2 separate regions of the Mus musculus genome follow, and region 1 is linked to region 2. The links are chromatin loops, found by intact Hi-C in ENCODE. Cell type or tissue: left cerebral cortex. All regions are shown on one strand. Each heading gives the region's core, and the rest is flanking DNA. Links, peaks and the distances in the headings are about the cores only. Region 1 holds the start of Apol7a (apolipoprotein L 7a). Region 2 has its middle 27 kb from the start of Txn2.

The links. A loop is a pair of places that touch in the nucleus more often than their neighbours do. Peaks named below come from ENCODE experiments on the same cell type or tissue, not always from the same donor. Only the 100,000 strongest peaks of a DNase experiment are listed, where the experiment ranks them.
Region 1: a loop joins it to region 2, with 12 times the contacts of the local background. A loop is called at or near these places in 5 of 42 quality-filtered maps.

What each region holds. Positions count from the first base shown.
Region 1 is chr15:77,391,383-77,406,282 of GRCm38, forward strand. Apol7a (apolipoprotein L 7a) reads right to left here and starts at 7,728. Exons shown (of 5, transcript NM_001164640.1): 1 at 7,556-7,728; 2 at 4,848-4,935; 3 at 2,025-2,151; 4 at 1,373-1,477. The coding sequence starts at 4,860. Apol9a (apolipoprotein L 9a) reads right to left here. Exons shown (of 3, transcript NM_001162883.1): 2 at 14,199-14,324; 3 at 12,407-13,700. The coding sequence starts at 14,281. The coding sequence ends at 12,851. In left cerebral cortex, for the core only: a CTCF peak has its summit at 7,878 (motif pointing left); DNase peaks (open chromatin) are centred at 6,206, 6,643, 7,638 and 7,808.
Region 2 is chr15:77,894,193-77,909,092 of GRCm38, forward strand. No RefSeq gene overlaps it. Among named protein-coding and RNA genes, the nearest start is that of Txn2, 27 kb to the right of the region's middle. In left cerebral cortex, for the core only: no CTCF peak of the experiment used is centred there; DNase peaks (open chromatin) are centred at 9,215 and 11,269; H3K4me3 peaks cover 376 bases; H3K27ac peaks cover 224 bases.

The DNA.
Region 1 (14,900 bases), core at 4,816-9,815, 500 kb before region 2:
TGATGAAGGCCCAGCAAACTTCTAGACACTGAAGTTAGGTTGGCAACATTTCTGTTCCTTGAGAAAACTTTAAGTCCTGTAAACTGTTCCCAGTATGGATGGACCTTGGCTTTCTATGCTCTTCCTGTGCACCTTGTGCTTGCCCTGCACAGACTTGGCAGAATCCTAAGTCAGGTTGGCGAGCACGCGACCTTTCATGCTTAACCTCCATCAGGTTCCCATGTCCAGCATTGGTGGGTTTGGCCTTGGCTTTCCTCAGGAGGAGTCCCATGAGGTCAGCCTCACAATGCCCCTACTCTCTGCTCTCTACTGCCTGTCACTCAGCTCATCTGCTGTGAGTCTCCAGCTGAAGGAACTGACAGACTTGTTGTGTCTTTGTCTTAGAGCAGCCGTCCTGGACAGTGCCTTCCTGCCTGTGGTAACGTCTATCAGATTAACTGTTCTTTCCCATGGGCGCTTTCTTGGTGTGAGACACTCCATGTGACCTTGACCATGAGGCACTGTGTCCTGAGGACAACAGAAGATTCTGCTTAAAGCCTTTGAAGGAGCCGGGCAGTGCTGGGAGGCAGGCAGATTTCTGAGTTCGAGGCCAGCCTGGTGTACAGAGTGAGTTCCAGGACAGCCAGGACTGCACAGAGAAACCCTATTTCGAAAAACCAACCAACCAACCAACCAACCTGCCCCCCCCCCCCCCAAAAAAAAAACCTTAAAAGGGACCTGAGGATGTGGCTAAGTTGGTGCAGTGTTTGTCATACAAACAGGAGGACCCGAGTTCAGTCTTCCAGAGGCCACATAGGAAAGCCAGGTTCAGGGCCTGGGCCTGTCATCCCTGCTTGGGGATGCAAGGTTAGGAGGGTCCTCATGCTCTCTTGTCAGCCAATCTGGTCACAGTGATGAGTTCCAGGTTAGTAAAGGCACTTGTTATTGTAATGGGCTGGAGAGAGAGTTTCTTTATTCAGATGCATGGTTCTCTTGCAGACCAAGTGAGTTCAGGTCCCAGACCCTACACTTAGTGGCTCACAGCTGTAGGGATCTCGTGTCCTCTTGGCCTTGATTTACTATAAACTTGACTGTGCTATGGGTTAGGGAGCTCACACACCCTCACTTAATTTCAATACTGTGTGTCCTTAAATCCTCCATCTCCAAACACCATCCCCAGGGTTAGGGCTTTTACCAATGAGTTTAGGGATACAACTTAGTCCCTAACACTAGTGACATCATTGAAATAGGCCCTGTGGCAGGTGTTCAGGCACATACTTAATCAGCTTGTCCCTGAATATTCAATATCCTGTGCATGGTCCTCTATTCATGTTTCCCCGCCCCCCTTCCTATCTAGAGAGAAAAGGGCTTCATTGGGTCTTTGGCTGAGTACCTCTCGTTCTTGTCCTGAAGGTCATTTTGGAGCTCATCTTCATCTTCTCCATCAGGATCTGCAAAGATCTCAGCAAGAGATTCCTGCAAGGCAGCTTCCTCTTCCCTGTAATAGGAGAGAGTGACTGATACAGGAAGACTGCTTATAAAATAAACTCACCCACATGCAAAAACCACACATGCACATGTATATGTACACACACACACACACACACACACACACACACACACACACACAGAGAGAGAGAGAGAGAGAGAGAGAGAGAGAGAGAGAGAGAGAGAGAGACTTTAAAAGCTAACTTTTGATGAACACCTACTGAGTGCAGGCTGTCTACTACTGGACATATGTTGGGACATATGTTGGGCTTTTCACAATGCCAGTCAACAGTAACCAAATAAAGAAGAAGGTAAGGAACTAACTTCCTGTGGTCACAGGAATGCCAAAGGCAGGGATAGTTTTGTTCCCTGTGGCTGCTGCCATCTCCCCCCAGGCAGAGGCTCTTTCCTGGTAGAGAATATGGTGAGGGAAATATTTGCTGAGAAGAGACACCTTCAACCCTAACTACTTGGTCTGTCTGGGGAGAGTATTCCTGCCCAGAACAAGCCAACCAGGCCTGAACCCTGGTACTGCAGGCATCCCTCGGGGAGGTGACCTGGACAAATCAACTTCTGCCACAAAGTGTTTCCAGGTTTCTTCTTCTGTCAGCAGGAGCCGCAGGTCCTCTGTGCTCCATGTGTCCAGGAGGTAGTTAACCACACTCTCAACAAAGCATTCTCTGTCTAGATGAGAAGGAAGTGTATATGGTTAGAGGACAGTGCACAAGAGTTTGAATGGGTCAGGGGCATGCTGGGTAATTGCTTGTCTGAGCCCTTGTCACATGGAGTATTTTAATGGTGTCACTAGTGATAGGGACTGAGTGTGTCCTTAAACTCATTTGTAAAAGCTCTAACCCTGGTCACTCTATTTAGAGACAGAATCATTAAGGACACATAATATTGAAATTAAGTGAGGGTGTGTGTGAGCTCCTGTTAGCACCCTTACAGAAACAGGAAGAAACTGCCCTCCCTTTTCCCTCCTTCTCTTTCTTCCTCCTGTCTGTTTTCTCTTTCTCTGCCCCCGTCCCTCTGTCCAGGCACACAGACAGGACATGGGAACTCTCTGCCAAGCAGGAAGAGAGTGCTGTCCAGGGCCAACCTGCTGCACTTTGGTTGTGAGTGTCAAGAGTCCAGAGCACTGAGAGAAGAGATCTTTTCTTGATAAGCCACCTGCCCAGTGACCTTTTCGATGACATCCTGAGGAGACTAATGCACCTGGGAGGTGTCCTGGTACTTTGCAGGGATTTGTGTCTCTTTCAGCTGAGAACAATGAGGACATGAGTCCGTCAGCCCCAGGAAGAGGGAAGTCCTAGTGATGGCTTTCTTTTACTGTGTGCCTCATGTTGGCTCTTGAATGTGGATTCACATCTTTCTCTTTATTTTTATTTTGTATATATGAATGTTTGCCTGCGTTTATGTGTGCGCACCATGTGTGTGCCTGGTGCCTATGGAGGCCATTGGATCCCATGTAGTTGCAGTTTACAGACTGCGAGCCTGATGTGGGTGTTGGGAACTGAACCCAGGTCCTCTGCAGGAGCAGCAAGTGCCCTTAACCACTAAGCCATTCTCCAGCCCCAAATGTGACCTTCAACGCAGGAATGGTCAGTTTTTAATCCCGAGTTTCAACAGCACTGGATTAATAAATACCTAGGAGTTCAGTAGCCCTTATCTGGGGGCTGTGAGGGGGCTTCTCCATCTAATCAGAGCGTAAAGCCTGAGCTAATGAGAGGCTCACAGACTGAGTGGAGGCACCATGGCAAGTGGGCCCTGCTGGAGTCTGGTACGCTGAGGGTGTGTCTCCTCTTGGGTTGATGGCCAATGTCTTGTTTTTCTGTTTTTGTCACTGCTTTGTTTCTGCTTTATGTCTGCCAGGATGTGAACTGATAACTTTTCCTCCTGCCTTTTTGCATCCCTGGAATTACCAAATCACACAACATTGTAAGCATAATAAATCTATTCTTATTAGTCACAACAATGATAAAGGCAAGTAACACCAGCTTTAGAAACAATTAATGGGGAGTTAAGAGCACTGACTGCTCTTCTGAAGGTCCTGAGTTAATTTCCCAGCAACCACATGGTGGCTCACAACCTATGGTGGGTCACAACCATCCATAATGAGATCTGATGCCCTCTTCTGGGTTGTACAGCTACAGGGAGCGGGGCCAGAATGAGCAGGTCCTGAACAAGAGCTGGAGAGTTGGCTCAGTAGTTAAGAGCACTGACTGCTCTCCTGGATGTCCTGAATTCAAATCCCAGCAACCACACAGTCGCTCACAAACATCTGTAATGGGATCAAATGCCCTCTTCTGGTGTGTCTGAAGACAGAGACCGTGTACACATACAATAAACAAACAAACAAACAAACAAACAAACAAACAAACAAATAAATAAATCTTTAGAAACTCTGAATGTTTGGTTGAATGAATGAATGAATGAATGAATGAATGAATGATCTATAGAACCAACAGAAGAATTTTAAACATGAAAGGAGCCTGGCATAGTAGTGCATGCTTTTAATCCAGCAGTTGAGAGGCTGGAGCGGGGGGGTCTCTGTGAGTTTGAGGCCAGGCTTCCTATCAGAATGAGTTCCATCACACCCATCAACCTCAGAGACACCCCCAGTGCATTCATGAGTCCAGCAGGGCCCACTTGCCATGGTGCCTCCACTCAGTCTGTGAACCTCTCATTAGCGCAAGCATTTATGCTCTGATTAGATGGAGAAGCTCCCTCCCAACCTCCCAGCTCAGGGCTACTGAACTCCTAGACATTTATTAATCCAGTGCTGTTGAAACTTAGGATTAAAAACTGACCATTCCCATATTGAAGGCCCCATTTAAGACTGAAGAATGGCTCAGGCTGGAGACGGGTAGGCGGCCTCCTCAAGGACTGGGCCCCAGGCTCAGCTGATAGGAAGCCACCTTGAGAGGAGTAGAGCTGTCTGCCTGTAATTTGGCTCCCTCCTTCCCTCTTTCTCCTCCTGGCTGCCATTTTTCAGGCTGGGTATTGAGGAGGCGACTCCTGGGAATTTACAGAAGACAAAGCGAGGAAGGAGAGCCACTGTGACCTAGGACTGGGAAACTTTGTGCTCCCCTTGGGCTTCTCATCTGTATCTTTTTTTTGTGTGTGTGTGTGTGTGTGTGTGTGTGTGTGTTTTTGAGACAGGGTTTCTCTGTATAGCCCTGGCTGTCCTGGAACTCACTTTGTAGATCAGGCTGGCCTCGAACTCAGAAATCCGCCTGCCTCTGGCCTCCCAAGTGCTGGGATTAAAGGCGTGCGCCACCACAGGCTTCATCTGTATCTTTGACTCCCCAGCAGGCACTCAGCACACAGGCTCTGGCAGTCGTAGGTCATATGCAGGAGTTGGGCACAAGACCGCTTACCTGGGGTGTCCATGGCAGCTGCCAGGTCTAGGTGTCAGGCAGAGGACTTGACAGCTAGCTGTTCCTTACAGCTCACCAGGTGACCAGGCTACAGGAGAAAAAAGCAATTCCCACAGCTTAGTGATTAGGGACCCACAGTTCTCGCAAGGGTGGCTCCCAAGGAACAAAAGAACCTACAGTTTTCTGTTTCCCTGGGCTTTGTCTTATTATGAAGCCTCCCTTGGGCTAGTTCACTGGCCTGGAGGATTGAGACCAGGAGAATTGCCATGTAATGGGGCTGGAAGAGAAAGAGAGAATGGGCATGTTCTCAGAGAAAGAAGAGAAGGAGAAGAAGAGCTCTGTCACTGTTGTTTAATGAAGTTGATCTGTGGCTTCAGCCTCGCTGCCTTCTTCCCCAGTCAAGTCAGAGGACCCCTGTCCTGTTGGGGACACTGGAGAAGGCTTCAGTTTAGGACAAAGGACTGACTCTGCACACAAAAAGAGAGATGGAGAAGAATGTTTTAGTAGGCATCTGCAGGAGGAAACTGTGTATTTATTAATGGTTACTTTGTATATTCATTGTTGGGAAGAGATACCACGACCAGGACAAGGCTTTAAGCCTGCGTGATTGCGCACGCCTTTAATCCCGGCACTTGGGAGGCAGGTACAGGCGGATTTCTGAGTTCGAGGCCAGCCTGGTCTACAGAGTGAGTTCCAGGACAGCCAGGGCTACACAGAGAAACCCTGTTTTGAAAAACAAAACAAAACAAAACAAAACAACAAACAAACAAAAAGAAAGCATTTAACTGAGGCTTGCTTACAGCTTCAGAGGTTTAGTCCATTTATTGTCATGGCGGGGAACATGGCGGCCTGGAGGCAGACAGGGTGTTAGGGAAGTTGAGAGTTGCAATCCAGCTCCACAGGCAGCAGGAAGAGAGAGACACTGGACCTGGCCTGGGCTTTTGAAAGCTCAAAGCCCACCTCTAACGACAATCTCCACCAAGTCCACCCTTCCTAATTCCTCCCAAGTATCTCCACACCCTAATGACCAAGCATCAAATATATTAGCCCACGGTAGCCTTTCCTAGTCAAGCCACCATGCTTACCCTCAGTGATGCTCTGGGCTCCTTACTCTCAGGTAATGAAGTCCTTACATTTAGCTGACGTGAGTGACTATTCCGTGTTGACAGAGTGAGGCCTTGAACCTGGGACTTTCTAATCCATGTCCCACTTTCAGATGAGCAAGCTCCACTGTCTAAAAATACAGCACATTCCCTCCTGTTTGTATCACACGTGTGTGGTGTAGTGTGTGTGCTATAAACGGCTCTTCTGTATCCACAGCGCTGCCTTGTGCCAAGTACCAGGTTCTCAGCTTAGCAAATTCACTGGGGTCACCTGTGGCTTCCCAGGGACCACACCCTCCTTGCTTCTGTGATATCCTTGTCCCATCAGACCCTGGAGTCCTGCCTGGTCCCTGCCGGGCCGTGGGCTGCCCTGGACTCCTGCTTGTCTCCATGACTCCTGGACCTTATCATATGTAAATACTAATGCAGAGAATGTCCTCATTCCTGTCAGTGCCTGCATTTGAGATTAACCTTATGCTATTTGTATAAGTAGATAACTGGGTTAAAGGACGTTCACATCTAAACACAGGCCGTGTGTGAGAGTGTTCACTCCTTGTTCTCACCAGTGATCAGGTGATTTTGCAGAGGGGTGGACCTCATAAAAACAGAAACAGAAACTGCACTGAGATTGCCTTGGGAGCTAAGGAAGAAGGAAAGAAACTGCGGTTAGCAGTATAGGGAAAAGGCGCCAGCCCCTCCTCCTGGGACCTGACTAAACGGAGAATGAATGTACGTGTTGCTATGGTGAGAGCTGAAGACAGTGGTGACTCAGTCTCAGAACCACTCTCCACCCTTCTAACCCATAACTCCCTTTTCTTGCCAAAGCTCTCCAAGTGTCCATGTAGCCTCGTCTGGCCTCACACGCACTGTGTAGGTTGAGAGAATCTTGAACTCCTAATCTTAGGCCTGCACCACCCAAGTGCCAGGATAGCAGCCGTGTCCCCCGACCCCCACCCCCTCGCTCAAGCTTTCCCATACTCACATGAAGTCAAAAGATGATAGGAAGAGAATCTTTTAAGAAACGGAAGAACAGGTCAGAGTCTGAGACATGGCATGTGTTCTGAAGTCCCCTCCCCAAAGGGAAACCAAAGTCAGCTCCTGAGGCCCAGACTCCTGTTCAATGCTGCTAACAGGGACTTGGGACTTTAGGGGACAGGGGTGGAGTCATCTCATCAGTAAAAAAAAGAAAATCATATAAATACAAAGATGCACTTTAAAGCTCACCCAGTGGCCAAAGAATTTACATGTTGGGAAGATGTCTATTGATCCTGCTCTTGGGGCACATCTCTGCTGTAGCTGTCAGGTTGCAGGATGTGGAGTTTTATAGGACAGTCACAACACCCTGCCAGGCCTGTCGGATGCCCAGGTGGGGCCACACATCCATATCTCAAGCAGGCAGCAGAGTGAGCAGAGGAAACCTTGTGCAGGGGTCTGAGGCGAAGCTCAGACTAGCTCGCTTGTAAGGCCAGAGTGGGGTAGGGGGAACTGACCATCTGTCCTCATCAGGGTTCTCTAGAGCAACAGAGCTTACAGAAGGCGCCTCTCTCTGTATATAGAATCTCTGTATATAGAGTTAATATAGATTCATGAATTAGAATGACTCACAGACTCTGGTTTAGCTAGTCCAACAAAGGCTGTCTACGCATGGCAGGTTGGAGACTCCCGTAGCTGCTCAGTCCACAGGGCTGGATGTCTCAGCTGGTTTTTAGTACACTCTGGAATCCTAGTGCCATTGTAGAAACGGACTTGCTAGTGAGGTGCGGCAAGCCGGCAAGAGCAAAAGCTTCCTTCTTCCAGTCTTTATGTAAGCTTCCAGCAGGTGTGGCCCAGATTAGAGGCTGGCCTTACCTTCTCAGTTGGTCTGTCCTAACAGCCATCATAGCACCGAAACAGAGTCCACAGCACACATGGGTGCTGCGCCACCTAGAGGCAAAAACTGTTAGGACACAAAAACTTTTGGAAATGTGTGTAATGAACTTTGAAATACACAGCTGTATGGAGCTAAGTGTGATCGGGAACTGTGTGCGTGCCTGCGTATAGGTTCACTGTGTTAGCATGTTGTTTAAACTGGTTCAAGGAATACCGAATGGCTGAGAAGCACCTGAAAAAATGTTCAACATCCTTAATCATCAGGGAAATGCAAATCAAAACAACCCTGAGATTCCACCTCACACCAGTCAGAATGGCTAAGATCAAAAATTCAGGTGACAGCAGATGCTGGCGAGGATGTGAAGAAAGAGGAACACTCCTCCATTGTTGGTGGAATTGCAAGCTTGTACAACCACTCTGGAAATCAGTCTGGCGGTTCCTCAGAAAATTGGACATAGTACTACTGGAGGATCCCGAAATACCTCTCCTGGGCATATATCCAGAAGATGTTCCAACCGGTAAGAAGGACACATGCTCTTCTATGTTCATAGCAGCCTTATTTATAATAGCCAGAAGCTGGAAAGAACCCAGATGCCCCTCAACAGAGGAATGGATACAGAAAATGTGGTACATTTATACAATGGAATACTACTCAGCTATTAAAAAGAATAAATTTATGAAATTCCTAGGCAAATGGATGGACCTAGAGGGCATCATCCTGAGTGAGGTAACCCAATCACAAAGGAACTCACACAATATGTACTCACTGATAAGTGGATATTAGCCCAGAAACTTAGGATACCCAAGATATAAGATACAATTTGCTAAATGCATGAAACTCAAGAACAACGAAGACCAAAGTGTGGACACTTTGCCCCTTCTTAGAATTGGGAACAAAACACCCATGGAAGGAGTTACAGAGACAAAGTTTGGAGCTGTGACAAAAGGATGGACCATCTAGAGACTGCCATATCTGGGGATCCATCCCATAATCAGCTTCCAAACGCTGACACCATTGCATACACTAGCAAGATTTTGTTGAAAGGACCCATATATAGCTGTCTCTTCTGAGACTATGCCAGGGCCTAGCAAACACAGAAGTGGATGCTCACAGTCAGCTATTGGATGGATCACAGGGCCCCCAATGGAGGAGCTAGAGAAAGTACCCAAGGAGCTAAAGGGGTCTGCAACCCTATAGGTGGAACAACAATATGAACTAATCAGTACCCCCAGAGCTCTTGACTTTAGCTGCATATGTATCAGAAGATGGCCTAGTTGGCCATCAGTGGAAAGAGAGGCCCATTGGTCATGCAAACTTTATATGCCTCAGTACAGGGGAACGACAGGGCCAAGAAATGGGAGTGGGTGGGTTGGGGAGTGGGTGGGGGAGCGTGTGGGGGACTTTTGGGATAGCATTGGAAATGTAAATGAAATAAATACCCAATTAAAAAAAACAGATGTGAAAAAAAATTATTTCCACGATCTATACTCCAAGTCCTCCATAGTTGTGGGATCCAGAATGAGTGGCCTGGCTTCTTCCCTCTGGGCACCTCCAGGATCAGAGATGAGCTCAGGTTTCCTGGGACCTAGTTTCCCTTGGACTCTGGCATGCGTGTGACAGCTGAAGAGAGCAGACATCTCCTAGTGATGAGCAGGGCAGCCAGGCTGAACTTTATTTATCAGAGGGTAAAGGGATATTCCAAGAGGAAAATGACAGTACATAATGCCACAGCTCTGGTTTTGACTTTAAAGGGGAAAATGTTATTTTCCAGTAGTCCAAAGTTTCTAGAATATTCTTTTCTTGTACAGGCACATAGGTAGCACCTACCTGGACTATGCCTTTCTTTCTTTCTTTCTTTCTTTCTTTCTTTCTTTCTTTCTTTCTTTCTTTCTTTCTTTCTTTCTTTCTTTCTTTCTTTCTTTCTTTCTTTTCTTCCTTCCTTCTTCCTTCCTTGTTTTTTTTTTTTTTTTTAGATTTAGTTATTTACTATACATAGGTACACTGTAGCTGTTTTCACAGACCAGAGAAGGGCACCAATTCTCATTACAGATGCTTGTGAGCCACCATGTGGTTGCTGGAATTTGAACTCAGGACCTCTAGAAGAGCAGTCAGTGTTCTTAACCACTGAGCCATCTCTCCAGCCTGCCATTTGTTCTTTCAAACATACCACAGCTCTGTTCACAGGACTGTGCCCCTCCTTCCTGTCCCCACACTGACAGTCGTTCCCACTCAGACTCTCAGAACACCCTCTGCCTCCCTTCTACAGCCCCACAGACTGAAGAGAGGCTCTCTAAGGTCAGGGGTGAAGGCTTGATATCCACCTACTTAGCTTCCTTCAGTCTTTTCTGGGCCTCAGTTTCCCCCGTGGAACCTGGCATACAGACACAAACTCAATGAGAGAATTGGTCCAAGCTCTGGGTTCCTGGAGTCTCACAAGGTCACGAGTACCACCATGCTATTTTTCACCCCATTTATAGTCTTCAAATCCTCCATCCCCAGAGGGCACCCAGAACAGCCACATTCCCTCCGAGGTTCTCTAGCAATACATGATCAGTCTGGAACTAAGTTGAACTCCTTGGTGGTCCCATGGGGTTTCCTGCACTTTCTTTTGCTTGGGGATGAGGAAGGGAAAACCTAACCAGATTCAGGGTTATGACCAGATGCAAATTCATCTCTAGGCTGCTGAACCTGTGACCTGGGCCAATGCCTAAGAGCCCTTCCATTTTAGAGCGGCTGTGAGCATGGGCAGAATTATCTAGTTATGGGAGAATCTTTTCTGGCTGAGGTAGATGGAACACAGTGGTCCTCAGCAGTATGTTCTGTTCCAGGTGTGCACCAGAATTGCAAGCAGAGGTAAGCTCTGGGCTGATATCTCAGCCCATAAAGGCAAGTGAGAGTCAGCCCTGATGAGCAGATGAGGACCCAGAGGACATCCCACTCTGGCACCATGCTCAGTAGAGCCCTCATTGGAGTCAGAGCAGTGACCTCTCATTGCTGGATGCACCTCTGTGGTCTCAGCTGCACTGACTGTGGGACCCTGTGAATCACTTCCCGGCTCTCCCAGGCCTGGTCCCTCTTCCATACACAAGCCATTGCCCGTGCCCTCACCTGGCTCCTTGGTGCAGAGACCTTGACTCAGAGTTCAGGAACAAATGTGGATGGTGCAGATAACAGTTTCCAGAAGGGATGCCCTACTGAGCTTCCAAAGAGGCTCACAAGCTGATTAGAACGTCAATGACTGGAGAGGTTGGAGTGTTGCAGATCAAGAGCCTAATTACCGTTGTTTCTGATCATCTTTATTGCCCTGAATAGCCGTTCCTTGCTACCTCTGCATTGACCTTAACATCCAGAGACTAACAGATAAAAATCTTTTGTGATCTATTAACTTTGTGTGTGTGTCATAATATTTTAATTATGTTTAATAGTGTTACTTCTTTATATAAAACAAAATGTATCACCCACTCCTCTGAAATGTTACCGTACAATAACATTAATTGAAAAATTAGTCATTTATGAGAGGTTGGTTGTGTGGGGAAGGACATTCTTGGGCTTTTCAGAGACCCTGATCAATCTACACAGAAGAAATATGTCTCCATGTGTGAAACCAGGAACTTCTTTTGGCAAGCATATAATGGCCCTGGGTCAGGGTTTTGGATGTCCCTGCTAAGGACTGTGGCTTTCAGTCCCAGTGTTTCTGTTTTTGGTCTATTGTGCATTTAAATATCCGGTGATTCCTTTGTATCACATTAATTTATTAGCTTCTCTTGATGTCATTCATTTGTCCCGCAAACTGTATGCAAGATACTTGTCTTAATAAACGTGCTGACTTGATTTATATGCTCATGCAAAATTCCTGATCCTAGCTTTCCATCTTCTTTTATTTCTTTGTGATGTATTAACTTATCAGACCCCTAGGTTCACCAGCCCGCAAGCTAACAATGTCATCAGCTGCCATCTGAGGCCTGTAGCTGGAATTTACCTCTGCTTGGCTGTAACTGTCTCTGATGTCTCCACAAGTGTGTCAGAAAAGGGCTCTGATTGATAATATGCCTTGTTCCCTTACTACAAAAGGACCATGAAATGGTTAGTTGGAACACAGACTTCGGGATAACCTAAATCTGCCTTCCGGGTCTGTGATCACTCCCGATTGGCTCCAGGATAAGTTCTGTCTTAGCCCCTTTGAGCTGAGATTTGTGTTTCTGTGTTGACAGTGGTGATGAGCAGCTGGCTCCGACCCTACACTTGGGCCTTGCTGTCAGTTCTTGTGTTTTTCAGTCACTGCCCCAGGGGTGGAGGAGGGGTTCAGGCACACTGTCCATCCGGGCTCCATAATCCACAGGAACAAAACACTGAGGTGAAAGGTGGGAGGGGAGGAGGGCCCATCCACACAGACATGGAGCCTCCTGAGGGAGCTTTGCCATGGTGTCCTAGAGCTTCCATGGGAGGGGACAGTACCGCATCTGGTGCAACTGTAAAGGCCCCAGGCTGGCTGCCAGTGGATACAGGCCATCTGAGAGTCTCAAGGACCCCTGTTGATGTTTCCAGGTTCTCATGCCCCAGGACAAAGAACCGAGTCAGACACAAGGTGAGGAACAACAGAAACGGTTTATTTAGGGGACAATGACATGCCTGAGGATGGGCGTGGGCTGGGGAGCTGGGGAGAAGCACAGGCTCTAAAGCACAGGGATGGGGCTCATGATGTGTTTACAGAGCACACACCTTTCTCTCTGGTTTGCCTTTTGTGGGGTCTTGTTTGCAGTAGCTCAGCTGGGGAGGGCTTTCTAGTCCTTCTCTTAACTGGCTTCTTCCGTGTTTAGTCCAGAGTTCAATCTTTCCAGTCCCTCTCACAGCAGCACATCCTTTAGTCTCTCGTCTCAGGCACCAGGGGGTCTCACCTGATTGTGCTGTGTTCAGCAGCAGGCCTGCACACTCGGTCCCTCGGACCTGACTGCAGTCTTGCTCTCCTCTGTCCAGGTCCTCTCCCCTGACCTCTGCCTGTCTTGGGGATGGGGTGACTGACTGGGGCCTGATCAGATCGTCTTGTAGAATTCCATGAGCCCCTCTAGCTTCTCCTCCAGCTCTCGAGCCAGCTTCCTCAGTGCTTCAGCCGACTCTGACGCAGACCCTTCGTACAGATGCTTTGACTCTTTGACAAGGCTGTCCACATCACTCCAGAGGGCGGCACCTGCGGCGGTGGCACGTTGGATCCGGGCTTCATTGCTCATTGCCAGAGGGGTTCCTTTCAGACTGGCCCGCACCTGCATAGCCCGTTGGGCAGAGATGCTTCCTGTGGTGGCCAGGATCCTGGCATCTTCTTCTAAACGAGGGTTGGCTCTAACCAGCCTGAGGGCATTCATGTGCTGCTCAAGGGCTTCCAGGTCTCTAGTGATGTCTCTGGTAGCCTGAGGGACCTTGCTGGCAATCCTATCCACACTTGTGCCAGCCTCCCCCAGCACATGAGTGCCAGTCGGAGCAGCTTCAACTTCATCCAAAACCCTGCTTGTTTCCTCCACGATTGAGGTAGCAACATCAGTCACAGTAGCTGCTACCCCCAGCCCCAAGCCAGTTGCTGAGAGCACCAGACTTCCCTCTGCTGTCACAGGTGCCAGAAAGAGACCAAGGAGGCTCAGGATGTCAGAGGCAGCACTGAAGGAGTCAGCCACCACGTTGGAGATGGTGCAGCCCCTGTGTAGTTTCTCAGCGTGGTCAGCCAGGGCATGGAGCTGACTGATATGCTCCACCAGCTCTGCTTTCAAGCGAGGAAAGACTTTCAAAAACTTCTCCCTGCCTTTCAGACCTTTTTGAAGTCTGCCTCTGTCTGCTATGGCCAAGAGCGCTGTCAGTTCCCTCAGAGCTTTGTGGAGGGCCACTGCTCTCTCCCTGTAAGAGCAGAGGTCAACAGTGTGTGAGAGATGGCTTGTGTCTATGTAAAACAGGCTGTGTAAAAGCAATCCACCCCACAATGGTCTCTACTATCACAGCCCAGTTAGGATTCTAGAGTTGTGGGAAGTTCCCCTTTGGCGAGCGATGTTAGGTATTTTAAATAGGTTTTATGGTCTTTAATGGTGTGTCAGTCATCTTAAGACTGGGGAGACAGTCAGCTGTGGAAGTGCTCACCCATATGCATGCAAACCCGAGTGCCATCCCTCAAACCCAAGTCAAAACAGCTGGGCCCGGGTGGCATGGTTTTATAATCTCAGTGCTGGGATAGGTAGAGACAGGTGGATCCTTGGGACCCACTGACTAATGTGTTAGAATATTTTCCAAGGGCTATTGAGGAGTGCCTTTAATGCCATTAACAGGGACTGTGTGGAGTGGGTGTGCCTTCCTCAGTCATGCAGGGGTTAAGGGCCATGCTGGGCATCCCATAGCACTGACCTGGACAACTTGGCCTTGGATACAAACGCCTGCCAGACTCCATCTTCAGCCACCAGGCTATACAGGTATCCACTGCTTGCCATGTTCTGAGATACCCAGTGGCTCCCTGGATGGTGTGTCTGCTCTCTACAAGGAAAGAAGGATGCAGTTAGTGCCCAGGGAGCATCAGGTTCTTAGTGTCATGTCGTGAGTGTTTATCCCATGAAGCGCTGGTGATGTGTTGGTCACCAGTGTTGTCACCAGCTGAACTGTGTCCTTTGCTTCCCGTGTTCTGGCCACCAGGCCTGTTATCTATATTTACAGATAAAGTCTCCTTGGAAGTGAAATAATTATGATAAACATATAAACATGGGTCCCTAATCCACAGTCCTGGTGGAGTGACTCACACTCTCTCCCCTTCCTTCTCCCTCTTTTCCCTCTTTCTTCATGCAAAACCCCCAGCAGAGGTATTGGGAGGGCACAATGAGCCTGCTCCCTCTGCACCCCAGGACTGTCGCCCTCACCATAACTGACTTATTCAGGGTTTCTATTCCTGTGCACACATCATGACCAGGAGGCGAGTTGGGGAGCTAAGAGGTGCTGCTTACTGACTTGCTTCCCCTGGCTTGCTCAGCCTCCTTTCTTATAGAACCCAGGACCACCACGCCACAGTGGGCTGGGCCCTCTTCCATTCAACACTGATTGAGAAAATGCCTTAGAGCT
Region 2 (14,900 bases), core at 6,656-11,655:
GTCTCTGCCTGGATTGCAGGCCCTATCTAGTGTCTACAGGGGAAAAAAAAAAGGAAAGAAAAGAAACCTGGAAGCTGCCCACCCTCCTAATCCCGAGGCCCCGGGGAAGCAGCCTCTTCCTGAGAAGAGACAGGTTCCCACAGGTTTTATCTTCCTCCTGTTGTCTTCAGGCGGAAGAGACTGCACCTTCACCCCCAGCTCTCCTCCTCTCACCCCGACTTCTATCTCACCCCACCCCCACCCCACCTGGGAAGTGAAGTTGGAGATAGCTTAGAACCAGAAGGGCTCCGGGACACATACCTGGTTCTCCAGCCCATGTGGGGCATGGAGAGGGGTTGACAGAGGGTATCTCGGGGTGCTGGCCTCCGAGGCTGGTGAACACATGACATAGCCTCTCCCAGATGAATTATGTCCTGAAGCCCTTTCCTTGGCCACCCCCACATCCATCCCATTATCCTCGGAGCAAGTACCCAGACCCACACAAAGCGGACAGAGCCGGAGAGTGGAGCTACGCCTGAGACCCCGCTGCACCCAGAGACAAACTCTAATGCGAGCGAGGTGATTTCTTCCTCTCTGGGGACCCCGGTTTCCACACTGATAAAAGGAGAGGGCTGGATTCCATTCCTAAAGGATCTTCTAGCCCCGAGACTTCAGACAGGAGGAAAAAAATGGACAGGGACTTGGATTGGGGTGAGGGTGGGAAGTCTGACCCCTGTGTGCAGCCCCTGTGAGCCAGGCGTCACGCCTGGAGGCGAGGTGGTTGATGTAGGCAAGAGTCTGGCCTGAGGAGAGGACTTAATTACTTTCTTCTCTCGCACCCCACCCTTACTGGGCTGGTGGCTGACAAAACTAGTCTAAGCCCCCGGACTGATGGCCAAGTGGAGGCTTGGCTGAGTTGCGGGTAGAGGGCCGAGGGGAACAGTTTCTCAATGAGTGGTCTTCCTCTGGTTGGCTCCCAGGTCTATCTGGGGCCTTCAGAAGGAGAAGGCTGGGAAGGGAGTGGTGGGGGAGACTTGTTATTCGTCGCGTTCTCACGACCGGCCAGGAAGAACACAACAACCAGAATCTTCTACGGCAAAGCTTTATTGCTTACATCTTTTTGGGGGCCAGAGTGTAAGAAGCAAGAGAGAGCGAAGCAAGAGAGCGAGAAAAACGAAACCCCTTCTATTTTAAAGAGAACAACCATTGCCTAGGGCGCATCACTCCCTGATTGGCTGCAGCCCATGGCCGAGCTGACGTTCACGGGAAAAACAGAGTACAAGTAGTCGTAAATACCCTTGGCTCATGCGCAGATTATTTGTTTACCAACTTAGAACACAGGATGTCAGCGCCATCTTGTGACGGCGAATGTGGGGGCGGCTTCCCACAGTTCCCCCTTTTTCTTTTAATAAGAGCAAATAGGCCACCCATATTAATGAGAGTGGAGATAGAGGTCAAATCCCCAGTGTGTAGGTAAAGGAGCCATGTACAGGATTAGCTCTTAGGCTTACAGGCTTTTACCCAGAGCAACCCTGACCTGCTCCCGTGTCGTTTTGCCTGGGGGAAGGGAACTAGGACACTGAACCTTCATGAAAGATGACATGTCTCCCTAGAATAGGCTCATATATGCCGCAGAGCCTTTCCATTGCAGTGCTTAGCCTTGCAACTCTCTCGGGCTGCTGAAGCACACTCACTCTATCTCGTGCAATGAGACTAGCCTCGTGAGATATAAGAGCTGAGTGGCCAGCGACCTATTGCCTAAGCATAGATATATCAGGGGAAGCTCCATGTTCTAGTCCTGCAAGCGCCTGGGCAATAACCACCTTGTCTCTCTTAGTTTGGGCCTTAAGCTTACAGACCAATCAAAGAAGCAACACTAATCCACAGCAAAGTGTATCTCCAAATAATATTAATCCCACCCAATTTTTTAAAGAAAGAAAATGTTGAGGAGATCCAATTGGGTAATCCTTTGGTCAGCGACAGGTCCAAGCGCGTGGAGTTGACCTGAAGTCTCAATTCTCGAAGGATCTGTTCAAATTCAGCCATCCAATTCTGTAACATATACTGAAAAAGACTTTTTGACAAATTAGCTGTCCTAGTAAATTTAACATACTGAATGGAAATAACACACAATCCCGGAAACTTTTGTTCACATCCCTGCTGAGTTATTTGTCATAATACATCTAGTTGTTTCTGGACAAGATCTATGAGTTGATTAACCAGCATGAGACCTCTCTGTATCTTGACATTAGCTGAGGCCTGTTCATCTATGACTGTAGTCACTGAGGCTGACAAAGTGTTAATGGTGTCAGTCATCTGGACCTGTCCAGACAGAACCAAGGCTGTCTGAATTAAGGCCAAACCCAGTTCCCAGTTAGTGGTAAAAAAGCAGGAGAATACTTGAGCATTATACATCACCGTCATTGGGAGTGGAAATGTCGACATTATCCCCCAACGCTGCTCTCTCTTTATTATTGACGCCCTGGACATCACCAAGACGAGGGACATTAGTATTCCCTTGGTCAGTCTGGATTTTTCGGGTGAGTCTTTCCGGTACCCAAAATGGGTTGTCTTCATTCTGTGGGAAAACACAGATAGCTCCCCTGGATCTTATCAAGATAGGATCCGGGCCATACCATTTATTATCAAGGACATTTTTCCATTTAACCATCTCATTGGGCCTATCTGGCTCTGAACAATGACGTTCAGCCGCAGTATGGCCATGAGCATCAATATTTAAAAAATTGAGTGTAAAGAGTGCCAAAGACACCGACACTCTTGGTGCTCGGGGTACAGTCTCCTCAAAAGTTCCCCTCTTCTGTTTTATAAGATAGGCTTTGAGGGTGCGATGCGCACGCTCAACAATACCCTGTCCTTGAGGGTTGTATGGAAGTCCAGTCAGGTGGGTTACGTCCATCTGACGGCAGAACTGTTGAAATTTTTGAGACGTATAAGCTGGTCCATTATCAGTCTTAAGGAGTCTGGGTTTCCCCCAAGCACTCCATGCCTCAAGACAATGTTGAATCACATGTGAGGCTTTTTCTCCAGTTAACGGAGAAGCAAACATGATGCCAGAACATGTGTCAATGGACACATGGAGATATTGAAGTTTTCCAAAGGAAGAAACATGTGTAACATCCATTTGCCAGACCTGTAGAGGTCGAATACCGCGTGGGTTAATTCCCACATGAGGAACTGGCAAGAACTCACAGCAGCTTTGACATTGAGTAACAATGTCACGGGCTTCTTTTCTTGTCAAGGAGAAACGACTGCGTAATGTTTCAGCCGTCACATGAAAATTGTTATGAAAATTTCTTGCAGCCTCTACCGGGGATGATAGGGCAGCAGCCACCACTTTAGTGGCCTTATCTGCCAAATCATTTCCCAGAGCCATGGGGCCAGGTAGGCCTGAATGGGCTCTAACATGAGTAATATAAACAGGAGATCTTCTAGATAACAAAACTAATTGTATCTGCTGAAAAATATTGGCAACTCTACTGGAAGGCTTAATCACTCCAGCCACTTCTAAAAGATTTACTGCATTTACCACATAACAGGAATCTGACACAATATTAAGGGGTTCTAAAAAGGTTTTTAAAACTTCTAAGACCACTAAACATTCTACCACTTGAGGTGAATTTTCATTATATTGTTTGGATACCACTTTACCATTAGCCACATAGGCACCTATGCCAGTTTTTGATCCATCAGTATATACCACAATCCCATTTTTAAGTGGGTTTCTTACTGTTATTTGTGGAAACACAACAGATTGATTTTGGGCAAACTGTAAGATTGGATGTTTTGGATAATGGTTATCTATTTTTCCTGAAAAGGAGGTAACTAAAACTGCCCAATCATTAGATGCGGCTGCCAAGGTTTGAACCTGTGCAGCGGTATAAGGTACAATTAAAAGATATGGACTTTGCCCAAAGTGGGTGATTGCTGCTTTTAGGCCTTTAAGGGCAAGCTGTGCAATTGCATCAGGATACCAATCTATTATTTTAGCTGGGGATACGTTTGGATGGATCCACAACAATGGCCCATTCTGCCACAAAACTGCAGTTGGCAATTGTGCTGTCTTAAAGACACACAAACTGAAAGGCTGCGAATCCTCAATACGTTGTAATTGTGCATTCTGTAAGGCCTTTTCTACCTTTTGTAAGGCCTGGTTAGCAGCTAGAGTAAGAGTCCTAGGGGAGGAGATATGAGGATCTCCTTCTAAAATACTAAACAAAGGCCTTAACTCAGCGGAAGGAATCTTTAAAAAAGGTCTGAGCCAATTAATATCTCCCAACAGCTTTTGAAAATCATTTAAGGTATGGAGGTGATCTCTTCTTATCTCTACCTTTTGGGGCACAATCTTATCTGGGGACACCACAGAGCCCAAGAATTGTCCTGTATCAGAAATTTGGACCTTTTCTGTGGCTATCTGTAGACCCCACTGACTTAAAGTTTTAAGTAGATAAGGATATGCCTTTTGTAGCATGGTAAGGTCTTTATGGCACAGGAGGATGTCATCCATGTAAAGGAGCAAAATTAAAGAGGGGAATTGTTCCCTCACTGGCAAAAGAGCTTCTTGTACATAAAGTTGACACATAGTAGGACTATTGGACATTCCCTGTGGTAAGACCTTCCATTGATACCTCTTATCAGGTTCCATGTGATTAATAGAGGGGATGGTAAAGGCAAATCTGGGCCTATCCCTTGGACACAAAGGTATAGAAAAGAAACAATCTTTAATATCTATAATGATTAAATTCCAGCCACGTGGTAAGGCGGAAAGTACAGGGAGACCCCTCTGTACTGGGCCAAATAAGTTCATTTGCTCATTAATGGCTCTGAGGTCATGGAGCAGTCTCCACTTTCCTGACTTTTTCTTAATTACAAAAATTGGAGTATTCCAAGGTGAGGTAGAGGGTTCAATATGGCCTAGTTTTAATTGTTCCTCTACCAGTTGAATCACAGCTTCTAGTTTTTCAGAGGATAGGTGCCATTGAGGAACCCACACTGGGTCCCCTGTTTTCCATGGTATGGGTCGTGCTGCCCCAATGGCCGCTAAGGAAAACCCAGACCCTGTCTGTCTTGGTTTCCATTAGGTGTGATGGGCTCTATCCTTCCCTGTTCTTGATGTCCTAACCCTTTTCCTTCTTTATAACCCATCTTTGCCATGATATTTTTTGCTTTAGCTGAATACCCTCCTGATGGGGTGTTTTCATTGGACAAAATAAGGCCCAAATGCTGCATAATATCCCTTCCCCAGAGGTTAACCGGGAGTGGGAGCACATAAGGTATGAATTTCCCTTGCTGCCCTTCAGAGGATTCCCACGTCAAGGCAACGGAGCTTATAGTGGGACATGATTGATATCCTAGGCCCTGTAATGAATGAGATGACTCTGTGGTGGGCCATGCTTTGGGCCACCAATGTGTAGAAATTATACTTTTATCTGCTCCGGTATCAAGGATGCCTTCAAACTCTTTTCCATTAATCTTAAGGCGGAGCTTAGGTCTATCATTTAAAGATACAACCAAATAGGCAGAATCATTTCCTGAGGAGCCCATTTTCTTTATCTCAGGTCCTGCAGATTTCTCCCTGGTATTATCAGGGAGGAGCAGCAGCTGAGCTATCCTATCTCCTTTACTAATAGAAAAAACGCCTTTAGGGCTTGAGCACAGGACCTGTATTTCAGGGGAATGTTGACAATCCATAATTCCAGGGTGGACTACTAAGCCCTGCAAGGTGAGTGAACCTCGGCCGAGAATAAGGCCCATGGTTCCCGGGGGCAAGGATGGTATAGGCTCCACCGGCACCGGCTGAATACTCATTTGAGGCATTAATAGGAAGTCGGAGGCGGCACGCAGGTCCACCCTTGTGGGTCTTCCTGGGTCGCCTCTCTGACTGCTTCCTGGGTCCTGACAAACCGGTTCCCATATCTTTGAGGGCCCTGGGACCGAGGGCCCGATGACCCGTTTTTTGGCACATCAGTTGATTGACTATCAGGTGGGGGAAGAATTCTGCCCTTTATATCCCTCACAGAGCGACACTGGTCAGCTCTATGATAACCCTTGCCACACTTAGAGCAAAGAGTGAGAGTCCCTCCCTGTTTATCTGGAGCTCTGCAATCTTTCTTAAAATGCCCAGGCTTTCCGCAATTAAAACATGTCCTCTGATTATTTCTGCCCATGGAGCGGTTCTGAGATTGAAGGATGGCAGCCGCTAAACCTGCATTGCTGAGAGGTCCCCCAAGCTCTCGACAGACCCTGAGCCAGTCTTGTAAGCCTTTGTTCTTTCTTGGGGCTATGGCCGCTCGGCACTCCTTTGTGGCTTGCTCGTAGATTAGCTGTTCTATGAGAGGCGCAGCTTGCTCTGACTCTCCAAAAATACGCTCTGCTGCCTCTGTCATTCTGGCCACAAAATCTGAGAAAGATTCCTGAGGTCCCTGGATTATCTTTGTTAACTGACCAGTGGTTTCACCTGCTCGAGAGAGCGCCTTCCAGGCCCTAATAGCCGTGGAAGAAATCTGGGCATAAGCTCCCCAATGGTAGTTTGTCTGATCAGCAGAATAAGCTCCCTGACCCGTTAACAAGTCAAAAGTCCAATCTCTCTGCTCTGGAGTCAAAGCAGCTGCGTTTGCTCGGGCCTGCGCCTGTGCAGCTTCGTGCCAAAGCGCTTTCCATTCCATATATTTGCCCATACTAGGTAGAGCGGCTTTTACAACCGTCTGCCAATCAGCAGGCGTTAGTGCCATACCAGCGAGCCTGTCTAACTGCGCCAAGGTAAAATTAGCATTGGTTCCGTATTTACGAACCGACTCGGCAATTTCCTTAATCTGTACGTATTCTACCGGAGCGTGGACACGCCCACCCTCGGCTCCTTCAAAGACTGGAAATGCCTGTTGTATTTTCTTTTGTTCCTCTCGGGGAATGAATGAGTCTGCGCACTGCCTCTCTGCGCACTGCCTCTCTGCGCACCTCTCTGCGCACTGCCTCTCTGCGCACCTCTCTGCGCATTGCCCCTCTGCGCATTGCTGACGCACTACGCAGGGCGGGGGCTCCGCATAGGGCGGACCTTGAAACCGACTGCCGGGAGGTTGAACAGTACGCTGACTTTCGCCAGCCGCTTTTGGCTTTTTTCTTGACCAATTAGCTGGCTGGTAATGGGCTGCTTCTTCCTCCCAGTCTGTTTCCTCAGAGGAGGATTCTTCACTTGCTTCAGAGCTACTAAGAGCTGGCTTCCTGAGCTCATCTAGTGACGAGTATCTCCTAGAGACCTCCGCTAATCGATCTTTTTTCTTCTCCCTTTTTCCTCTTTTTCTTCTAATCTCTCTCCAGGTATTCCTACCTAACCTTAACTTTTCCTCGGGTTCAAGACCCTTGGAAAGGCCTGTATACTTATTTTGTGTACCATACTTCCTCTTTGTTCCTACTCTCTCTCCCCGCTTTACTTCTGATAGATTGTCCTGAATTTCCTCTAGAATTTTCAGCCCTATCTTAATCACTTGATAGCATGTGAAAAAGAACAAAAGGGCTCCTAACACCAGAAAAAATTCAAGGCCAAACATACTCACTGGTACTCTCGTTCCCCAGCTGAAAAGTTCTGAATTCATACAGTTGAATCCTTCTTAACAGTCTGCTTTACGGGAACCTTTATCACCGTCGTTCCCCAGCTGATGAGTTCTGAATTCGGCAGTTGAATCCTTCTCAACAGTCTGTGTTACGGGAACCTTATAACCTTGATTCGCAGTTCTGGTTCTGGAATGAAGTATCCCTCCTGCGCCAGTCCGGAGTTTTTTCTCGTCCCGGATTTTCTCGTCCCGGGTTTCGGCACCAATTGTTATTCGTCGCGTTCTCACGACCGGCCAGGAAGAACACAACAACCAGAATCTTCTACGGCAAAGCTTTATTGCTTACATCTTTTTGGGGGCCAGAGTGTAAGAAGCAAGAGAGAGCGAAGCAAGAGAGCGAGAAAAACGAAACCCCTTCTATTTTAAAGAGAACAACCATTGCCTAGGGCGCATCACTCCCTGATTGGCTGCAGCCCATGGCCGAGCTGACGTTCACGGGAAAAACAGAGTACAAGTAGTCGTAAATACCCTTGGCTCATGCGCAGATTATTTGTTTACCAACTTAGAACACAGGATGTCAGCGCCATCTTGTGACGGCGAATGTGGGGGCGGCTTCCCACAGAGACTGGTGGGAAAAATAGGTGTGGGTGAAGGGCCACCTCCTAAGAACCCAAGAGAAAAGACTGGATGAACCAAGTGGGGTCTCATAGCCACTAAGAGGTGGAAATCTCAGACTTGAGACTAGATTTTTTTTTTTTTTTTTTTTTTTTTTGAGACAGGGTTTCACTATGTAGCCCAGGCTGGCCTCAAACTCACAGGAGCCTCTGCCTCCTGAATGTTCAAGTCTTATTTCTTAGCCAAGGCTATCCTGAACTCACTATATACCTCAGGCTGACCTCGAACTTGAAGCAATCCCTTTGCCTCATCCTCACAATACAGGACTTAGAGACACATGTCACCACACTTGAATCAAGTAAGTTATTCTATATACTTTAAAGGCAGGATTTTATTTAGCCTAAGCTAGACTCTCTGACTTATGTAGCCAAAGATGACCTTACATTTCTGATCCTCCTGCCTCCATCTCTGAGTGCTAGGGTTCCAGGCATATATCACCATAACCGGTTTACGCAGTGCTGGGGATTGAACCCATGGCTTGGTGCATGCTTGGCCCTCTTCCAGCTGAGAGCTACATTTTCCAGCTCCAAAAGCCTGTTTTTTATCTAAAAAAAAAAAAAAAAAGATTATGTATTTGTTTTGCAAATGGGTGTGCATTCGCGTGCAACAGCGCACATAGGGAGGTCAGAAGACAGCTCTTAGGAGTCATCTCTCTTCTTTTACCGTGTGGGTCCAGGGGATGATCATGAGGCCTGACGCTTGGTCCCTACCTGCTGATCCCTCTCACTGGCCCCTCCAGTTAGTTAATCATGATGGTGGTAGGACAGAAAAGCCCAGCATGCACTGGGGCAGTAGGCGTGAACTGATGAAACTCGTTTTAATGTTATGGCCTGTGCCAGGTTGTGAGGCAATGTGTTTCTTATTCCTGGTCACGGTCAAAGCCCTGAACAGTCACTGCCTTGGATCCACAGGACAAAGGGAGCCTGCTTGAGAGGCCTTTCCACTTGGCTGCAGCCCTCCTTCCTCCTTCCTGACGCCTGATCTTCCTGCTCACGTGGGGCCCACACAGCTGCACACATTTATGCCTGTTTGTTTCAAAATCCTCCTCTCAGCCTGAGAGCACCCTTTTCTTCACCCAGGGAGGCCTACCAAATGTCCCCAAGCAAGGCAATCTGTTATATTGCAGGCTCCCCTATATAATTAGCTGGTCCAGGGCAGGATCTGACAGGAGGTGGAGCTGGCTGGCTCTGATGTAGAGATCCAGGAAGAGATCAAATTGATTGAAGCTATGGGAGGGGACTGGCTGCCTTTTTGTTTGTTTGTTTGTTTGTTTGTTTGTTTTCAAGCAGGTCTTGTCAGTAGTCCTAGATAGCCTGGTCTTCATTACATAGCCCAGAATGACTCTTTGGTAATCCTCCTGCCTCCACCTCTTAACTTTGGTTGTATGTACCCTTACTGTTCATGCCACTGCATGTGTGTGCGTAGGTGTGTGGTGGGGACTGAATCCAGGGATTCTGTGCATGTGGAGGTAAGAGTCCTACAATGGAGGGTTCACCAGCTTCGCTATTTTCTGTTTCTAAGTCTCACTCTCCTGTAACCTTCACGAAGGCCTGGACTCCTTCACTGGACTATGCCTCCTGACTGTATGCTTAAGAGTTCTTGGGTGGTCCTCTAGCGCTTTCAAAATGTGTCAGGTGAAGAAACTGCAAAGGGTTCGCCTAGGAGGAAAGTGTACTGGATGCAGCAGACAGGTTGGAGAGATAACTCAGTGGTTTAGGACTTTGAAGCCTTCATATGACTCCTCAGGATCCATATGATGGAAAGTTGTCACACACAATAAAAAAAAAATCCATACAGTTTAAAACAGTGCAGCAGAGGGGCCTGGGCCTGGCATGCCAAAGATGGCAGGCATGCCCTGGGAAGAGCATGGCTTTTCTCCTGCAGGTCCTGGGGCCGTGGGAGTACATCAATGGCACAAGACTCAGGGGAGTCAGATTCCTAGCTTTCAGAATCCCTCAGATTCTGGGTGCCCTGGGACCAGGTGGGCAGTGAGAAGCAAGGCTGTCATACCCAGAGGTCTAGAGGCAGCTGAGAGGGAGTGTGCTGATGTGCCAGCATCTGTATGTAGCAGGTGTGCCCCACGGAGGCACAGCCAGGTTCCAGGCGCTCTTCCCTCCTTGCCATGGATGGAGAGGGACGAGGTGCCCGATGGTTTGCTCTCTCAGCAGGTGTGATGGCTTGTAGACACAGGAGGTGCACATAGCAAGCCTGAAGGTCATCAGCAAGCTTGCCGGTGTGCACTGTGTTCTGGGCTTCCTCTTCCTCCTCTTTACTCTCCTGTGTGTGTTGGGGGAGGGGAGAAGAGGCCCGCGCGGGGGTGGGGGGTAGGCGGAGGAGCCGGAGAACCAGAGACAAGCTACCTGTATCTCCAGTACTTAGGAGGTGGAAACAATCAGCGATTCAGAACTCCTACATAGTATATCCAAGGCTGGGCTGCAGATACTGAGCCCCTTTCTCAAACCAACAAAAAAGAAACGCTACATCACAAACGGACCTATCTCCATCTCCTGTCCCAAGGTTTCCAGTTTGAGACTTCTTTTCTTAAAAGGAGAGATTACTAATAAGAGCTGTACTTAACCTAGCCTTATTAGTCTTTCTCCTCGACCTTATTTAGGAGCGGTTGAGATATGAGAAATAATGGAGCCCGGGTCTGGAGAGATGGCTCAGCGATTAAGAGCACTGGCTGCTCTTGCAGAGGACCCGAGTTCAGTTCCCAGCATCCATATGATGATGGCTCACAACTGTTAAAACAGCCATCCATACAAATACGAAATAAAGAGGCGAGTTCAACGCCACTGGCAGAAGTTCTGCAGGTCAGCCATACAGAATGCTCTTTGCACCGGCCCCAGGCTCTCAGGTAACCCCCAGCATCTACTAAGCCCACTCTGGCCCACTGCTAGTTCTGGTTTTCAGGTCCTGTACCGGGGACATGCTGGCAGATGCCCAGCGTGCTTCCCCAGGCTCTTACAGTCCTTAGTGAGACAGGATTTTGCTGCACTTCCCAGCAAGTTGTGGTGGAGGCGGGGCCTTGGGAAGGAGCGCGGTCGGGCCGCTCGCCTTATTTGGGCAGGCGCTGCGCTAAAGGGCAGGGCATCCCACCCTGCTGGTTCCGCCCCCATGCCGAGCCCACCCCTGGGGCTCAATCTGCACAGAAATCCGGTGCCTGTCTTCTTCAGGCTAGGCTAAGTAAGGTGCTGGCTGGCTTTTCGATTTAACCTTCATTTCGCAGCAGCCGAGGAGCTCACTAGGTAGCTAGGGCAGGAGAGAGCTAATCTCCACAGTCAGAGAGAACTGTCCCTAACCCAGTCTGCCGTATACCGGGACAGACTTTCTCTAAGGGCGCAAAGAAGTCTCTAACCTTAGATTGAGCCCAGGACCTTGCTCCATCCGAAGTGTGTGGTTAATTTAATCCTTTTCGGCGCGCCAATCACAAGGGAAGTTCACCCCGAGACTACCTACTGGTCACTTTATTGCCATCTCCATTCAAACCTTCCCCTGCTTCGTAACAATCCAGATCTCTGTTTGATTCGACTCTCTGCTGCCTCAACTCTTAAGTCCTTCACATCCTTCACATCTCTTAGCTCAGGATACAGGCCTAAGCGTCTTTTTTTTTTTTTTTTTTTTTTTAGCTCTGGCTGTCCTAGAGCTCTACAGACCAGGCTGGCTTCGAACTCAGAGATTATAGGCGTAGACCATCACTCTCCCTGGCTCTGGCTCTTTTTGTTTTCCTTTTGAGACAGGGTCTCACTATGTAGCTCTGGCTGTCCTGTGTAGACCAGGCTTGTCTGGAACTCCTAAGAGACCTACATGTCTCTACTTCCAGAGTGCTAGACTGGAGGCACGTGCCAACATGCTACAGACCCTTGAAACTTGCCGCTTCTGGTTGCACGTGATGTTCCCTGTTTCCAGTCTGTGTACTGCTGCCCTCCCCACAGGCTGCTATTCTCTTGCACGCAGCCTTGCTCACTCATCCCTCAGTATCCTCTTCCTGACTTTTCTACCCACCAGCTCACCTTTCTGATCAAGCATTTGCGTTGTAGACATACTATGTGTCTTCCCCGGGGCCGGTTAGCCCCTGCTTGGCAAGCTGGTGGTCCGTTGGAATTTTTTGAGAAGTTCTTCTTGACTCAGTCACTGAGCTGACCCAACCCCACACCTCAACCCTGGCTGAGCCTGGGCCTGCTCTGTCTGATGTTAAGTAGGAGTTGGTGTCCGAGGGCCTCCTGCCCGGAAGGTCGTGACCAGTCATCTGGGGCGGCCGAGTGCTGGGAAATGCAGCCTCTAGAGAGGAGCTGGGAGGTCAGGCTCCGCTGAGTGGGTAGGGAAGGTCAGCTCACTGCACAGATCCTAGCCTTCCCCAGCTGCTGCCGGCCTGCTACATTCTCCGGGTCAGGCTGGCCTCTGCTTGTCCCTACAGCCCACAGAGGCTTAGGCAGGGAGGGCTACGCCCAGCCCTACAGAGTCCCTACTTCCTTTGCTGAGGAGGAGGCTCAGGGCCTGATAACTTGTGGTCAGTGGTCGGGCCAAGTGCTGGTCTAACACCGTGGTTACTAGGCACAGTCCTCCACCTGTGACCACCTTCCAGTTAGTTCTGGGCTGTGTGGCGTTCTCTCAGGTCAGGCCAATGCAGCACTGAATGGACAGTCATGGCTGAGTCCTTGGGCTGGACGTGGCAGTGGAAAGGACTGGTCCTCATGATGGCGAGCCAGTCCTAACCACTAAGGGAACTCCAGTACCCTCGTCTGGCTTTTTTGAGACCTGGCTCATTTGAGCCTGAGCTCGTCTGAAACTTGTGGTAATCCTTTCCTTCAACATCGCTGACCAGGTCAATGAAGAACAACCCTAGAGTTTGAGGAAGGAGCTCAGATGCCACATCCCGGCATCTCCCTCTAGTTTGGATAAACCAGGCAAGGCTGCCACTTCTCTGGGTTTCCAATCTCTCTCCTGGTCAAATCCTTGGGGTTTCCTTCCCCAGCACAATGCCTCAGGGGTCCAGGGAGATATATCACCTGGATTGATCCCTGTGTCCCCTCAATGCCTGGCCCTGGGCAGAGAAGGGACATGATATGACAGGTGCTTAGGGTACAGGTGCAAGCAGTCTACTCAATGAGGCTGGTGGCCTAGGGACTGACCTGGCACTGGTACAGTCCAAGGTGTCCAGGGTCAGTATCATTGACATCTTGAAAATGAACCTTCTGAGCTTTCTCCCAGACCCCAACCTGGGCAGAGCACTGGGACTCCGGCTCCCAGGATCAGAGCCTGGAGCTTTCTAAGGCATAGGTAGAGGGGACTGGGGAAAAAAAAAAGGCTATGTGACAAGCTGAGCCACACTGGAGGACATTCTTTTTGCTTGCCCTCCCCTCCCCCAAAGTAAACTGGCAGGTGAGAGGTGCAGGCTGAAGCCAGCTCCTCTGGTTTCAGCTTAGAGGCACTCCTTCCACACTCTGAGGGCAATAACAGGCTCCCTTTACCCTGGAAATCCTGGTCTATAAAAATCTAAAAGCTATGTCGGGGCATGTTTGTTTTGACCTTGTTTATAGTGGAAAAGCAATTAACTGAAAAATACCTGAATATCCCACAAGAGAGCCAAGGTCAGAAGTGTGACCTGGGCTGACCAATTAATTGACTTCCCTCGGAGAAGGACAGACACACTGAGGGGTGGGGTGGCTGCAGGCCTGAAGAACCACTGCTCTGGGCTGAGGTGAGGCCATTGAGTTGTCGCTGGTTAGTGACATTAGGGCTCAGGAGAGCCATAGTGTCAGGTCAGTGTCAGAAGGTTGGATCGAAACCCTCCTCTGGCCCTTCCTAGCTATGTTCTCTGGGGCTACACGAGTGCAAAGCCTGGTTATCTGCAGGTTTTTTGTTTTCGGCATAAAGGTTAACTGGTCACAGGACCAACCTCCTGACTTACGTGAGCAATTTGCCACATGAAGGGTGTTAGAAAAGGCTGGGCTCCTGGGTTGGGAGCCTTTATTGTTAAACCATGTAACTCGAGCCAGAAGTGGGACTGTGTTCCCTTCAAGTTCATTAGTTGAAGCCCTGTCCTGCAGTACTTTAGAACTGACTGGACTATAGACAGGTCCTTTGTAGAAGCAATTATACTAAAATGAGGCTATTAAGATGGCCTTGATCTGTTTCTGGCCCAGGTCCTTGGAAGAAGAAATCTGGCCTGGCAGGCGTGTGGCACTCACTTATAACCCTAGCACTCAGAGGCAGTGGGATCATGATGATTGCAGGCCAGGCCTGGGCTACACAATGTGACTGTGTCAGCAAATAAAACAAGGACGGTGTGGAGTGGCTCCTCAGTACCTGTAATCTCAGCACTCCTGAGGTAGAGGCAGGAGGATTACCACAAGTTTGAGGCTAGCTCAGGCTCATGAGACTGGTCTCAAAAAGCCAGAAGAGGATACTGGTGTTCTCTTAGTAGGTAGGAGCGGCTCGCCATCATGAGGACCAGAGTCCTGATCCCAGCATCCATGCACTAAGCTGGGTGTCCAACACAGGCCTGTAACCCCAGCCTCAGGTGGGTCAGAGTCAGGGAGATCAGTCACTAGGGGTTGCTGACTTCCAGGATAGCCCAGAGATTGGAAGCCACAGATTCAAAGAGACACACCTCCATGGAGAAAGTATTAGATGATAGAGGGGATGATGTGTTAGAATGGCGGATGGTGTCTCAACAGC